Linked DNA regions of Mus musculus: region 2 is linked to region 1. A link is a loop called in an ENCODE intact Hi-C map of the cell type or tissue named here. Cell type or tissue: heart. All regions are shown on one strand.

Region 1 (8,000 bases):
TTTCTGTAAGATTCCCCTGGCACAGGAGACTATCAGGTCTCTTTTATTCATTTAAAAACCTTGAAATGAGTTCTTGTTTTGAAAATCCTCTGTATGTGTCTAAGTACGTGAGTATGTCATAAACAGGAGCATACTCCAGTGAGGTCCCAGGGAGATGGGAAGGAGGTGGGGTGAGAGACTTCCACACAGTTTTAAATCAAACCCAGCATGGCAGAACTTTCTATAAAGCCAAACTCCCTTATAGGGCGTCAGCTGCCCATAGCCCTGGTCCCTAGACCAGCATAAAATCTCCAGACCCTCCAGGTGCCCATGTCTCTCTGCCAAGGAGGATCCTTGCTCTCCTCATGCCCAGTCCAAGCCTCCTGTCCAGCATCCCCTCTCTGGCAGTGTCCCTGCCTGTGTCTCTGTGGGTCCTCAGCCTTGGTTTTCAATAGCTGCCCTCATGGGCTGCCTCAGATAGGTTTTCCCTTGCAGAGAGGGCTCCCCTGGGGTTAGGGCGGATGGCCCAGTGGTAGAGCCTGCCTAGCGTACTGGAGTCCCTGGGTTGGATTCCTGACACTATTAAAAAGTTAAAAAGCGAGAGTGAGTAATCTCCTGTGGTGTGACAGGTAAATCCTGTGGCTTCTTAATTTATTCATAATATTAATAAGGGAGGTGCCAAGAGTGGTGGTATACACCCTTATGCCTTTAATCCTCCAACTCCAGAGGCAGATGCAGATGGATTTTGGTGAGTTTGAAGCCAGATTGGTCTATACAGTGAGTTCCAGGCAAGCCAGCGCTACTTAGTGAGATCTTGTTTAAAAACAAAAGACAGAAAATGAAGGCTGAATATGTGGATCAGTGTTAGAGCACTTGCCGAGCATGCCTGAGGCCTAGGTTCCAGCTCTACCATCAGAAACGTTCATAATGCAAGGACTGTGGAGACACACAAGGCCCTGGGTTTGGTCCCCCAACCACTGCACAAACCTGGCATGAAGGTGCACATCTACAATTCCAACAGCCAGGAAGTTAAGGAGTTTTCGATCGCCTGGGTGCACACCTGGCATGTGGTGCACACCTATTAGGGAGGTAGAGCCAGAAGGCCAAGGAGTTCACAATCACCCTCAGCTACACAGCGAATTCGAGCCAACCTGGGCTACTTGAAATCCTATCTTGAGGAAAACAACAGCAAACTACCAGTGACAGGAAGGCACATAAATCAAATCTCCATCCACCCAAAAAATGGATGAGCACTGGAATGCGTACCTAGAAACCTCCTGAACAAGTCACTGGCTAGTCTCTAAGTGGCTGACAAAAATGAGGGAGGGAGCCGAGCGGTGGTGACGCATGCCTTTAATCCCAGCACTCAGGAGGCAGAGGCAGGCAGATTTCTGAGTTCAAGGCCAGCCTGGTCTACAAAAGTGAGTTCCAGGACAGCCAGGGCCAGGGCTATACAGAGAAACCCTGTCTCAGAAAGAATGAGGGAGGGGTGCGTAGAATTCACTTAGACTGGAGTTTCCAGGTAAGGCCCTGTTTGCGGATGCTGAAAAGGTAGGAAGTAGGCAGGCCAAGTGGCCTGAGCTTGTGATCCTAACTCCTGGGAGAGAGAGGTAGGAGAGTCAGGAGTTAGAAGCCATCCTGGGGCTCCATAGTGAAATTGTCTCAAAACACAAAAATAAAAAAGGAAGTAAGGCTGTCTAAATACTGTACCAGATACAACACTCTTTTTTTTTTTTTTTTTAATGTGGCAAGAACTGGTAACAAGAGAGTGACTCTCTTCCCAAAGCCCAGTGTCTAAGAGGACCAATAGGATACCAGTGGCCGGGGAGGAACAGGGTGGGATTTCTGGACCTTTTCCTCCATTCCTACTGCCACTCCGGGTCAAAGGCTTTCCTAGAGTGAGACCCTGAGTCCAGGGTCTGATGAATGAGTGGGAGTGGCTTGACAGAGCAAGCTCTGAGGAAAGGGACACCTTGCTGAAGGAGCCAAAAGCATCGAGAAGCTGGGACCCTTTCGATGGCTTCAGGCTGGAATGACCTGCACAGAGCTCTTTACTGTCTGAGGTCCGAAGGAAGCCCAAAGAAAGCCGTGTTGGCTGAGAGCAGCCTGCAACCACTGGGTTTTCACCGGGTTTTCCTTTTGTGGGAGAGCCAGCTGAGGAATCCTGGGGCAGGTGGTCAGGACATGAGCAGGATAGAGGGAGGGAAGTACCCAAAAGCCTCCTGGGTTTCCTCCAAGGAGTGGCTGTCGAAGGCTCAGGGGCTCCTGGAGCAATATATGTGGGACCGATGTAAGGGACAGACTGGGACTGGTTTCATGTGGGATTGCTTACAGGACGTTCAAAGAAAAAGGCCTTGGAGTTTGTTAAACAATAGGGCTAGGGGGGCTGGAGAGATGGCTCAGTGGTTAAGAGCACTGACTGTTCTTCCAAAAGTCCTGAGTTCAAATCCCAGCAACCACATTGTGGCTCACAACCATCCTTGATGAGATCTGAAGTGGTGTCTTCTTCTTCTGGGGTGTCTGAAGACAGCTACAGTGTACTTACATAAAATCAATCAGTAAATCAATCAATCTTTGGGCTGCCAGAGCGACCGGGGCTGGAGCAAGTGGGGCCAGAGCGAGAAGAAAAAGTGTCTGAAGACAGCTAAAGTGTACGTACTTACATATAATAAATAAATACATCTTTTTAAAAAAATAGGGCTAGGGCTTGTGAGAGAAGTAAAAAAAAAATCTATGGGAGATGGTTGCATCCAACGGGCTATCAATACTTTTTTTTTTTCTTTTTGAGACAGGAGTCTATGTAGTCCTGACTGGCCTAGAACTCACAGGGATCCACCTACCTTTGCCTCCCAAGTGCTGTGATTAAGACAGTCAGAGTGCGCACATTTTATCTAACCTTCATGACCCCTGTCAGGTGGTATCATTAGGCCTTCAGTACAGGTGAGGAAACCGAGGGGGATGAGCGACTTAAATCCACACAGCTCTGAGTGACAGAGCTAGGAATCAAGGTCATGTCTGCATCCTACTCCAGGTCTGTCCTACCACTACCACCACCACCCCTGCTCCATTCTAATGGCTGATAACTCAGTCTCCCTCTTTTTTTTTTTTTTTTTTTAAATAATTTTTCAAGACAGGGTTTCTCTGTGTTCCCCTGGCTGTCCTGGAACTCACTCTGTAGACCAGGCTGGCCTCGGACTCAGAAATCCGCCTCTCTCTGCCTCCCAAGTGCTGGGATTAAAGGCGTGCGCCACCATGCCCGGCTCAGTCTCCCTCTTTAGCCCTTAGGAGACATTGCCCAGGAGCAGGTGGCACTGAGGGCATGGTGGCTAAGTGAGGAGAGAGCTAGAGCCAATGTGCACAAGGCTGCAAGTTGCACTGCAGGCAAACAGGGCTTACGGCCGGGAAAGTCATTGCCTGTTATCTTGGGAAGCCTTGAGTCTTGGGAAGAGCCCATTTCTGGGAGTGTTGGTAGCGGTATTATGCTGGATACTAGATTATTTCCCTGTTAATCAGCTGGGAAGGACCGCCGGCAAAGGGCAGTGTGGCTTTGAAGATCTGTGGGAGCAGTGAGAGAGCGATACAGAGGCAGAGACGGACGGACGGACGGACGACAGACGGAAAGGAGAGCAGCAGTTGCGGCTAAGGGCTGAGGCACTGAGTGAAAGTGGGTGGGTGGTAGAGCTTGAATAGGAAGTATCTCCCCAGAGGGCTTATGTGGTAAAGCATGGTCCCCACTTGGTGGCAGTATAGAGAAGCCATTAAGAGCAACAGCATGCCACCAATCCACTGCAAACTGAACAACATACAAGTTGGCAGGAGCCTGAGAAGAGTTCAGAACTGTGGGTGAGTGGACACTGTAGCCAAGAAGGACTCCAGAGGACTTAGAGTCAGGATGCTCGGAGCTAGGGAGATGGTTCAGTGGGTGAAGGCGCTTGCTGCCAAACCTCATGGCCTAAGTTTGATCCCGGGACCTGTGTGGTAGAAATGATCCCAACTGTTCCTCCCATCACAGCAATGCTCTGGTATCCATGTGTGCACACACATACAACGAATAAACACACAGACAATATATATAATAATTAAAAAAAAAATCAGGATTCCCTAAAAGTGATGTATTTCTCTGTCAGGGAGTTTCCAGTTGAGAACAGCTCACTTCAGGGAGACTACTTATCACTGTTAGATGAATACCAGGCACAGTCTTGGGTTTCTGTTTTTCTCTTGTGTGTCTGTATGTGTGTGTGGTGTCGCTGTGCGTGTATATGGTATGCCTGTTTCTGTGGTGTGTGTCTGGGCCTTTGTATGGTATGTGGTGTGTGTGTGTATGTGTGGTATCTGTGCGTGTGTATGGTATATCTGAGTGTGTGTGTATGGTATGTCTCTGTGTGTGGTATGTGTGTGTGTGTATGTGTGTGTGTGCATGTCATGTCTGTGTGTGTGTGTGTGTGATGTATGTGTGTCTGTGAATATGTATGATATAGTATGTCTGTGTGTGTGTGTGTGTGTGTGTGTGTGCATAGCATGTCTCTGTGTGTGTGTGATGTATGTGTGTCTATGAATGTGTATGATATGGTATGTCTCCGTGTGTGTCCGCCTGTAAACTGGAACTGACTGTGCCCAGGGCCTTGAACATGCTAGGCAACTGCCCTACCCACTGAGCGACATTCCCAGCCCTAAGGTCTCAAGTTCTTAGCCTGTACCTTTCTATCTACCCTCCCCTCCACACCAGGGTAGGGACAGTCCAGCACACTCTACTGCGTGGAAACACTGAGACTGGGTGGGGAAGCAACTTGCCTGAGATCCCACAGCCCAGTTGGATCTACCGGACCCCAGACCTTATCCCCTGGGTCACCCCATGGTTCATTTAGCTTTGCCTGACTTTGTGCAGCTTCCTCTTGGCCTCTGTCTCACTCCAGCCTGAAGCTTCCTCCAGCCTCAGGCCTTCCCACAAGGCCGGTGTGCTGTACCCACACCTCCCACCCAGATGTCCTCACCTGTACTTTTTCCTTTTTTAACAGGAGCACAATTGCAACTTAATGTCTATGACTGTGTCACTTTTTTTTTTTTTTGCCAGATATCCAAACCTATATCTGGACATTGCTATGCTCCTAGTGCCAGAAATAACTGATAGGCCTAGAGCCTGATACAAAAATTAACAAACAAACAAGCAAACAAACAAACACCAAGAGCCAGGCCGCTGGGATTTTTAGCCATTATGTTCTTGTGTGTGATTTAAAAAGAAAAAGAAAAAAAAAGTTACCAGCCTAGGTTTGCTTTCTACCCTCAGTCCTGAGTATTCAACCCCTACTTCCACTGGACTCTCCCTCAGGCCTGCCCTGCGGGACAGAAAGTAGGAACAACCTAGGAGCAGCCCTGGCAAAGGCTCTCAGAGGCCTAGGGACCTTGGCCACTGCAGGGCACTCACTGTTCCTTGGCGATCTCCAGGTCCTTTCGGTGGCTCTGCAAGGCAGCCACCATCTGCCCCAGCTCAATCTGGGCGTTGCCTATGCAGCTGTACAAGTTCCCGACCAGCTCGTCCTTGTTGGGTACCTCCTCTTGGTTCCATTCCAGAACCTTCTTAAGGACTTTCTCAGCTTTTTGGAGGCTCCCATCAGCACTGCCACTGGTCAACACTGGGGAGAGAAGGAGTTGACACGGAGGTCAACTCCATATTGACGGACCAACTCCTCCCAGATAATTTCCATCCACAAGTCAGCAGAGGCCTAGGCTCTGACTATCATGTTGCCTCTCTCCATCCCCCATGCCCGAGAATACTACCCACACATGTCAATGTCCTCTAGGCTCTTGAGGATGTAGTGGGCTGTCTGCGAGGGGCTGCGTTTCCGGTCCCTCAGCCACTTCTCTTGCATCAGCTTCCGGTCTCGCTCCCTGGCATAGATGGGCTTCTGCTGCCTCCAGAAGTTGCTGCGGGTGTCCAGGTAGTTGATGCCAGTCATAATGAGGTCCTCCACGGTCAGGCCACTCTTGATGGTGCCTTTGATGAGATCTGTGCAGAGGCATCAAGGAGATCACACATGGAGGGGAGTCACCCTTTCTAGGCTTGGAACCCCTGATGTAGGGCCCTGTGAGGACCTCTGTCTGCAGTTGCCCCAGCAGTGAGGAAATGAGGAGTATGTGGGTGGTGATGGAAAGCCAGGGGACATTCTTGGGACAGGCCTTTTTGTGGCAAAAGAGGAGGGACCATAAGGGTATTTTGGACAACTTTCTGAGAAGCCTATACTCAAGGGTCCCTCCTTTCAAGCTGTGTCCTCAGGGAATAAAGACGAGTCTGAATGGAAACATTGGTCCATGTTGCCAGTCCTTGTCCAGCAGCCAGGTGCCAGGTACACTGGTGCATGCTGGGAGCTGTAGGGGTGTGCCTTCATCCTGTCTGTTCTGTGGCCAGAGCTTAGGGCCAATTGAAATGACGCAAGGCCACTTGGGATAATGTTCAGGCCACTCCTGCCCTCCGTGGCAGGCCCTCTAGAGACCAGGAAGCCTTCAGGCTTGTTACCAAGGAGATGTGCCAACAGTAAAGTGGTGTGCCAAAACCCTTCAGAGAACCCTGCAGGAGACCTTAGGAAACCATTTCTGGAGAGAGGGTACTTGTTTCCAGGGTGCCCCCTGCTCGGGTGTATCAGGGCAGAGCAACACCGCCATGGCAGCTTAGTAGGCGGCCTCAGTTTGAGGGTTCTGTCGGCACAGTGTGTTGGACTGGATTCTGTTGGTAACGCCACCACTGACTTGCTTGCCACCTTGCTTGCCACCTTGTACATTCGGTGAATTCTATTTCCTTGTCTGTGAAATGAGGGATGGGCCGGATGATGTCTCAGAACATGTAGTGCTGCTGCGCTCAGATCCCAGCACCCATCTGTCAGGTTCTTTTACCCACCGTACAGACTACGGCGGCAGTGGTTGTGATTTGCCTCGTGAGTGTCCCTCCCTTAACGGCCCCATGTGTTAGGGCTTGCTTCCTAGCCAGTGTACTACTGGAATATGGAAGAATCTTTAGGTTTTTTTGTTGTTGTTTTTTTTTTTTTTTTTTTTTTTGGTTTTTCGAAACAGGGTTTCTCTGTATAGCCCTGGCTGTCCTGGAACTCACTTTGTAGACCAGGCTGGCCTGGAACTCAGAAATCCGCCTGCCTCTGCCTCCCAAGTGCTGGGATTAAAGGCGTGCGCCACCACGCCCGGCTGGAAGAATCTTTAGGAGGAGGAGCCTATCGTCAGGAAGTTACACTGTCTGGGGCATGCCTTCCAATGGGGGTGGGGGGCACTGGAATCTCTGCCCCTTCCTCTTTTGTTACTTCCTGGCCATCTCTGTCCTACTGGGTGCTCCCCAAACAATGTTCTGCCTCACCAGCAGGCCCTGAAACAATAGGGTTACCTGAATACCTATGAAATCTCTGAAACTTTAAGCCAAAATAAAAAAAAATTTTTTTGAAACAGTGTCTCACTGCATAATCCTGGCTATCTCAGAACTTGCTACATGGACCAGGCTGGCCTTAAAGTCACAGAGACCCACCTGCTCTGCCTCTGCCTCCTCCTCTGGTGGGATGAAAGATATGAGCCACGGTACCAGACCAGCATCGTTCGTTCCTACTTACAGGCTGATTATCTCAAGTGTTCTATCACAGTGATGTGAGGTCGACAAAGAAGTCCACACACACACACAAAAGTGGGGACCCTGTGTGTGAACTTCTTGGGTTCAGATATGAGCAGAAGCCTGTTGCCTAGCCTCCTGGACCTCAGTCGAGTGAGAACGCTGTGTTTCTATAGGTCTGGGTTGGCTGCATTCCAAGACAGGCTGTCCCTTGAGCTCCCACCCACTGCCCCCAGCCCTGCCGGCCACGGGCCTGAGACCTTCATCCAGAAGGAGCTTCTCCAGATACTCCTTGTCCACGTACAGCTCCCCGAGCAGCTGCCGCACGGTCTTCTCGCTCTTGAGCGAGCCCTTCCGCTTGATTTCATGCTTGGTGCTGTACGAGAGTTGCTTTATAGGCAGATGCTTCTGTTGGGCTTTCTTA
Region 2 (8,000 bases), 70 kb after region 1:
AAGTGCTGGGATTAAAGGTGTGTGCCACTACTCCCTGGCTATAGCAGTCTCAACAGTGTTAAAAGTTCAAAGTCTTTTCTGAGATTTATCCAGTCACTTAACTGTAATTCCCAAAGCAAGACAGGAAACCAGCTGGGCAAACTCAATACTCTGCATCTCTAGTTCTGATGTCAAAGTGGTCTTCAGATCTCCTACTCCTTTTTTATCTTTGTTGACTGCAACAAACTTCTTTGTCCTGGTCTGGTTTCACTCCCTGTTAGCAGCTTTCCTCTGCAGGTATTCCACTGCTCTGGCATCTCGAACACCTTGAAGTTACCAAGGCAACTTCAGTGTTACAGCTTCTTGTTCCAGTGTCTGGGATACACATGATCTTCTGGGCTTCTCCAACGGGCTGTTGTCACTTCTCTAGCTCTGCCCTTTTTAGCACTGTAAGCTCAAGTAGAGTAACTCTACTGCTGATGCTGTTCTTAGTGATCATCCCATGGTACTGGCGTCTCCAATACACTGTTGTCTTCTGCTGCAACTAGGCTTCACCAATAACCTCTCATAGTCTCCCTTCCTGGTGTCAGGCCTCAACTTCTTTGTATGACCCTTTTAGACCTGGGCTATCAACTGCAACTGAGGCTGCACCTTCACCAGTAGCCTTCTCTGGCCTCTCACAGTGCCAAGCCTCAGCTGCTTCATGACCCCTTTGTGCCTTCAAAACCCGTACCACCTGGGTGACTCACGTTATCAAGTGCAAGCTGCATGAGGTACACACAACCTTGGCTGTCTCTGGAACACAGCTTCTTTGTGCTCTCAGAAAACACTTCCCCGCCAGGCGTGGTGGCGCACGCCTTTAATCCCAGCACTTGGGAGGCAGAGGCAGGTGGATTTCTGAGTCCGAGGTCAGCCTGGTCTACAAAGTGAGTTCCAGGACAGCCAGGGCTATCTATACAGAAAAACCCTGTCTCGAAAAAACAAAAAACAAAACAAAAAAAAAGAAAACACTTCCCAGAAGATTTTACCTCAGTGATGCTGGTCTCTTTTTAATCACCACTAATTTCTTAGCTCCAGCTAACCAGTATCAATTGTCCCAGTAGTCCCTTCTATTCTGGACTCTAAAGCTAGAGCCACATGATCAAAGCTGTTTGCTGGGGCTGGAACATGGCTCCCTTGATCTACTACATTATCACTAGCTTTCTGTTTTCTAGCTCCATCACTGTGTAAGCTTGGCTGTCCTGGAACTTGCTCCTTAGAATGACTTTGAACTCAGATATCTGCATGCCTGTCTCCTAAACACTGAGATTAAAGGTGTGGTCCACCAAGCCTGGATTTAAGTTTTTCTTCACCTAGATCTTGCTCTGTTCTAGCTGGCTTTGAACTCAGAGATCTGCTTGTCTTTGCCTCTTGGGATTAAAGGCTTGTACTACCACATCTGGACCTAAATTTAGCTGGGTGGGGTCTTCCCCAAGGTCCCTTAATTCAATTTAATATCCTGGAACACAGGATTCGGCTCCGTTTCACCTCCTGGTGCCCCTATAATACTGGAACCATATATTTTATATTTTTCCTTTCTCAGCTTGCTGTGCTTGTTTAAAATGTTCTTCATGAGACTTAACCAGAGAACAAAGTCTATGATGGACTTTCCTGAGATATCCTTTGTCAGTGCAATTAATCTGAGTCTTTTCACCTTAGCCTCAGGCAGACTCTTCAGACAAGGGCAAAAGATAGCCACAAATTTTTTTCACCAAAATACCACAAAAACAGTCTTTATGCCATGTACTGAAATTCTTCACTGAAACCTCTTGGACCAGGGCCACACAATTCAAACCACTCTCAGTAACAAAGTTTCCACATTCCTACTAGGATAGCCCATTAAGCTCCATTTAAAGCATTACACGGCTTTTCCAAATCCAAAGTCCCAAAATCCACCTTCTTCCAAACAAAAGCATGGTCAGGCCTATCACAGCAATACCCCTGATACCAACTTTTGTCTTCGTTAGGATTTTACTGCTGTGAGCAGACACCATGACCAAGGCAAGTCTTATAAAGGGCAACATTTAATTGGGGCTGACTTACAGATTCAGAAGTTCAGTCCATTATCATCAAGGTAGGAACATGGTGGCAGGCATGGTGCAGGAGGAACTGAGAGTTCTACATCTTCACTTTAAGGCTGCTAGAGGAAGACTGACTTCCAGGCAGCTAGGATAAGGGTCTTAAAGCCCACACCCACAGTGTCATACCTACTCCAACAAGGGCACACCTTCTAATAGTGCCACTCCCTGGGCCTAGTATATACAAACCATCACACTGGGGCAGTCTCTCAGCTAGCTAACTTAACCTGGCATCTGCCATTCTGTGTCCCTGTGTGGGTCTCACTGCCTGCTTACACCTCCATTCTGTCTCGAGTGTGTATGTGTCTGTCTGTCTGTCTGTCTCTGTCTCTATTTCTCTGTCTTTGTCTCTCTGTCTGTGTGTCTGTGTGCGTGTCCTGTCTGTGTCCAACCAGAATCCTGCCCCACACTTCTTGCTCCAGCTCTGGGCCATCAGCTCTTTATTTTACAAAATGCCACGTTTTAGTCTGAGCTCATCAGCAGCAAGACAACAACTGATCCATCTCCTTGTCGCTTCGGGCACTGAGAGCTGCCTGACTCTTTTAGGCAGGTGATAGAAAGACAATACCAAAGTCTTGCTAGCACTTAGCTCTGTCTCTGCCCAGCAGTCAACATTTGGAAATACAGGGACACACCTTCATCCGATGAATGGGAAGGTCGCCCCAACACTCCTCCACTCTTTCTGTGCCTGCTTTTCCTTCTGTCTTCCTACCCAACCATGCCAAGGATTCCTCTAAGGGGTCAGCACCTCCATTTTTGGATCTTGCTGACACTACCCATTATTCATGGGGAGCACAGGACATTGAAATGTGTTACATTTTTGAGGTAATTTTTTTTTTTTAAGACTTGAGTTTATTTATTTGTTTATTTTTACTTTTGTTGTTGTTTTCAAGTCAGTTTCTCTGTGTAGCTCTGACTATCCAGGTACTCTATAGACCAGGCTGGCCCTAATTCATAGATCCACCTGCCTCCGAGTGCTGGGACTGAAGGTGTGCATCACCAACCCAGCTTAAAAGTAATTCAGATTGTTGTATGACGCTCAAGGATTATCAGCTAGTATAGTAGCTGTCTGGGTAGCAGTTGATCTTGAATCCTTGAGCAGGTCACTCTCTTAATTTCAGAGAGAGAAGAGTGAGAAAGCCCCTAATGGCACACTGAAGGCAGCTACTGAGGGAATAGTTGAGAGATGGAAACTGGGTCTGCAGAGATAACACTGGCTGTTCTTCCAGATGGCCCAGGTTCAATTCCCAATACCTCCCTACAGGACAGCATACTTAGTCCTCCGTAGCTCATTTCAGGGGACATGCTGCCCTCTTCTGGCCACTATATACACATTGTGCATATGTATACATAAAGGTTCAAATAGTCAGATACATTTAAAAAGTGGAGAATTCAAGATAGGCCTTATAAAGTGGCACTTTTGCAAGTGTGGGTCTCAGAACACAGGCCCTCAAGGCAATCACCCAGCCCACCAGAGAAACAGGGCTGCTTTAAGTCAGGAAAATGCTATTATTGAGAAATCCCAGAGTTTAAAGTTTTGTTTGGTCAGGTATGATGACCTACACATGTTGCTGAGGCAGGAGAATTGCTTGGGGCCAGGAATTCAGAGGTCAGCCTGAGCAGCTTAGCAGAAGGGATCCACTATGAAATATCTGCTGAGCTTCGCAGAGCGAGTTTCTGAGCGCAGAAAAATAATTATTAACTTTTCTACAAAGCATGTTACGGATTCTCCTTTGTTCATTTAAATCTGCAATACCGCGGGCTGGGACCAAAATCGTCCAGGTTCAACTGCTTCCACATACTACCTTGTGGTTGGTGGGCAGTCACTCAGTCCTTGAGGAAACATGAGTAGGCAGCAGACAAAGCATCCTGTGAGTGGAGCTCTTAGCGCTTGGTGGTGGGAAGCACTGGTTACTCAGATGAGATGCTAGTACGATTGCTTGCTGGGTCCCATCCTAAGTCAGAGGTCAATTCATTTATTTTCCCAACTGCTTGACTCCCACCTAACTCTTTAAATTTTTTTTTTACTATATTTAGAGTGGGAGTGTGCATACTTGTGATACATTGAGGGTCAGAGGACAATATGTAGGAGTCTGTCCTTTCCACAGTTGTCTTGCTTGGTGGCAGGCACTTTTTGCCACTGAGCCATCTCACCACCCCTGGTAAAGTATTTGATGGGTTTTTTCTCTTCCTCCATGTTCCTGTTTCATTGGGTATACACCTTATTCCAGCCCATGGTCAGAATGAAGAAGCAGTTGCTAGTTGTTGCTATAGAGATGTAAGCCTAGTGATGACGCTGACATTTTGTTTGGTTTTTGGTTTTTCAAGACAGGGTTTCTCTGTGTAGCCCTGGCTGTCTTGGAACTCACTCTGTAGACCAGACTGGCCTCGAATTCAGAGATCCACCTGCCTCTGCCTCCCAAGTGCTGGGATTAAAGGCGTGTGCCACCACCGCCCAGCTAAACGATGACTTTTTGAACAGCTTGAGATTTTTGCTTTCATATGAACTCTCTTGAGCTTCTAGGCATAACTAACTCTACCCTTTGCTTGTTGCTGAGAGCTAACCTTCCTTCCATCCCTCTTACACTGGCCACAGGGATAGCAAACGTGGCTCATGAGAAGAGCGTGATCTTGAAGTTGGATTGACAGCTCTGAATCTCACCTTACTGTACACTATGTATGTCATCTTGGAGAAGTTAACTTCTCCCACCTCAGGTGCCACATCTGTGATAGGGGAGTTGCCTCTCCTACCTATTTAGTTAGCATACAAAGGCTTAGATGAAGGAACACATGTGAAGCCTTGGGCACAGGCCAGCCTGTGGTCAGTACTAATGTTTCCCAGGGTTTCTTCTCTTTCCTGGAGAACTGACCAGCCTAGTAAAGTTGCTGTTCTTTGCTTTCCAGGTCCAGTTTGGCCATGCTGGAGCTTGTGCCAACCAGGCTTCTGAAACTGCAGTAGCCAAGAACCAGGCCTTGAAGGAAGCAGGAGTGTTTGTGCCCCGAAGCTTCGATGAGCTTGGAGAAATCATTCAGTAAGGAGTGGGCAGGATGTGGTCCCCCCATCTTTCCTGATCCCTCCTGAGGACAGCAGCCCCCATAACACGGTGGTGGTGGTGGGGGGACTCTGGATACTCCTAGCTGTTCATTTGCTCTAATGCACTACAGGGAAAACCATCTTTTTCCTGGCTTCTGTTTTATTTTAGTTGTAAAAGTATCAGGTCAAGGCCAATGAGGCTGGTGTTAAACCTTGTTTGGTTTCTGAGGCCACAGGCTTGGTTGGTGTTGGTGGCCGTTAAAGAGACATGGGCTTGGGTGTGTTTAGAAAGTGTCAGGCACTTTTGGCGCACGCCTTTAATCCTAGCACTTGGGAAGCAAAGACAGGAGGATCTGTGTGAGTTCCAGGCCAGCCTGGTCTACAGAGTGAGTTCCAGGATAGCCAGGAGCACACAGAGAAACCCTGTCTCAAGAAACAAACAAACAAACAAACAAGCAAACAGTGTCATCTGGAGTATCGTGTATCACTTCTGGCTGATAGAGTTATTGGACATTTATTTTTTTCTATTTCTACCTCCTGAATCTGCCTTGGCTGTTCTCGTCTCTTCCCGTGGTTCTCACATCCAGCTTCCCATGAGGCCTCATCCAGTGAAGGGGAGCTAAAGGGGTCGGGGTCAGGACATCCTGGGCCATAGTTTGTTTTCATTTAGTTCTTGGGATCCAGTTGGTAGGAGTAGGGCACTGTCGGCCCAAGATGCCTACAGTGTTTGGGATAAAGCCTAGAAAAAAATGTCTATAGAAACCATAGTGTCTCCTGTCTCTCCTTCCCTCCCAGGTCTGTGTATGAAGATCTGGTGGCCAAAGGAGCCATTGTACCTGCCCAGGAAGTGCCACCTCCAACAGTGCCCATGGACTACTCTTGGGCCAGAGTAAGTGTCATGGGTATCTGGAGGGTGAAGGTGGATTTGGGGGTTTCATTAGTTTGTCTTGAAAACATACTTTCTACAGTCCTAAAACTTGCTATGTATAAAATGCAGAGATTGTCTGCCTCTGCTGCTGGAGTGCTTCTGTTCCCATGCCTAGCTCTTAGTTGGTATTCTTACAGGTAGCCCTGGCTGTCCTAGAACTTACTAGACTGGGCTGGCCTCAAACTCAGAGATCCTCCCAAGGGCCAGGATTAAGGGTGTGTGCCATCACACCTGGCTAGATTGGTGAATCTTAAGGTGGTTTGACCTCCTGGATATGAGGCCCCTTCCAACTACTTAGAAACCTCTCTGATTAACTCTGGGTCCCATCCACTGTATACTAGAACTGTCCCTGGTTTTATTTTTAGGTCAGGTGACAGAATGGGCAACACAGCCCACATCTGATGTTGGAAGGAGCCAGCTTTTAGGGGCTGACAGTCAGCACTAGGGAAGTAGAGGCAGGAAGATCAGAAGTTCATGGTCATATTACTTATTCTTTCTCTTCCTCTTCCTCCTCCTCCTCTTCCTTTTCTTCTTCCTTCTTCCTTTCTCCCTCTTCCTTCTCCTTCTTCTTCCTTCTCTCCTCTGTCCTTTCTTCTTCCTTCTTCCTTTTTTTGGGTTTTCCAAAACAGGGATTCTCTGTGTAGCCCTAGCTGTCCTGGAACTCACTCTGTAGATCAGGCTGACCTTGAACTCACAGAGATCCACCTGCCTTGGCCTTCTGAGTGCTGGAATTAAAGACAAGTGCCACACTGTCCGGCTTAGAAAGCTGCTTCTAAGGAATGCTTACCTAGAACTTACAAAGGAATATATTTAAAATTTTTGTTTAGTTAGTGTTTATCACAGGAGATTATCAGAAGATAATTATGAGGTGCCATCAAGCAGTTAAAAGGAATTAACTAAATTGTACATGGACAGACATTAATAGAGTCAGATCCACTAAGTAAAAGGCACACTATGGCAGGCTTGCTAAATAGTCTTGGTGGTCCTCAAACTTGGTGTGTCTACTGCCCTGGGCCTCCACCTCTTTTTTTTTTTTTTCTTTTTCTTTTCTTTTTCCTTTTCCTTTTCCTTTTTTTCTCTTTTGTTGTTGTTGTTGTTGTTGTTGTTGTTTGGTCTGATTTCTCTATGTAACCCTGGCTGTCCTCGGACTCAGTGATCGCCTGCCCCTGTCTCTCAGTGTTAGGATAAAAGGTGTGCACCTCTATGCCTTGCTAGCCTCTACTTCTTGAAAAGAGTTTGTCTGGGTACTTACTGCTTGGCCATCAGAGCGGCCAAGGCATTCCTGAGAGCACACACAGCTTTCTGTCTTGGGGAAAAAAAAAAAAGCCCTCTGCTGGCCACCATAACCTTCTGTCCTCATGTCTGCTTAGGAGCTGGGTTTGATCCGAAAACCTGCCTCATTCATGACCAGCATCTGTGATGAGCGAGGGCAGGAGCTCATTTATGCGGGCATGCCCATCACCGAGGTCTTCAAGGAGGAGATGGGCATCGGTGGTGTCCTCGGCCTCCTCTGGTTCCAGAGAAGGTGAGACACATGGGCAGGGGTGATAGGGCACTGGGCTTAGGGCAGATTCACTACAATTTTATTTTGAGTTAGCTTTTGATTGTTGCACATTCAGAAACCTTTTATGGGCTGGAAAGATGGCTTGGTGGTTAGTAACATGCTCTACGGCGTTTAATAACTGCAGCCTTGCACAGGAATCAAGAAGGGTTTGGCTTGGGATTGGTGGTGGTAGTATCAGGCTACGGAGGAAAGTGTGTCCTTGTCATTGTAGCTCCTGGATCTCGTTCCAACTCTGCGCCTCTGTGTGCCCTCCTTTAGGTTGCCCAAGTATTCCTGCCAGTTCATTGAGATGTGTCTGATGGTCACAGCTGATCACGGGCCAGCTGTCTCTGGAGCCCATAACACCATCATCTGTGCTCGGGCTGGGAAGGACCTGGT

What was found. Hi-C counts contacts between places; a loop is a spot of excess contacts. Peaks named below come from ENCODE experiments on the same cell type or tissue, not always from the same donor. Only the 100,000 strongest peaks of a DNase experiment are listed, where the experiment ranks them.
Region 2: a loop joins it to region 1, with 9 times the contacts of the local background. A loop is called at or near these places in 13 of 42 quality-filtered maps.

Annotation. Positions count from the first base shown.
Region 1 is chr11:100,551,473-100,559,472 of GRCm38, reverse strand. Ttc25 (tetratricopeptide repeat domain 25) reads right to left here. Exons shown (of 12, transcript NM_028918.3): 5 at 7,837-8,000; 6 at 5,759-5,983; 7 at 5,402-5,609. Among named protein-coding and RNA genes, the nearest start is that of Ttc25, 9.9 kb to the right of the region's middle. In heart, a CTCF peak has its summit at 3,712 (motif pointing right); a DNase peak (open chromatin) is centred at 3,712; H3K4me3 peaks cover 527 bases; H3K27ac peaks cover 314 bases.
Region 2 is chr11:100,481,728-100,489,727 of GRCm38, reverse strand. It overlaps Acly (ATP citrate lyase), which reads left to right. Exons shown (of 28, transcript NM_134037.3): 20 at 5,001-5,128; 21 at 5,926-6,019; 22 at 7,429-7,583; 23 at 7,881-8,000. Among named protein-coding and RNA genes, the nearest start is that of Mir7116, 7.2 kb to the right of the region's middle. In heart, a CTCF peak has its summit at 3,413 (motif pointing left); no DNase peak of the experiment used is centred here.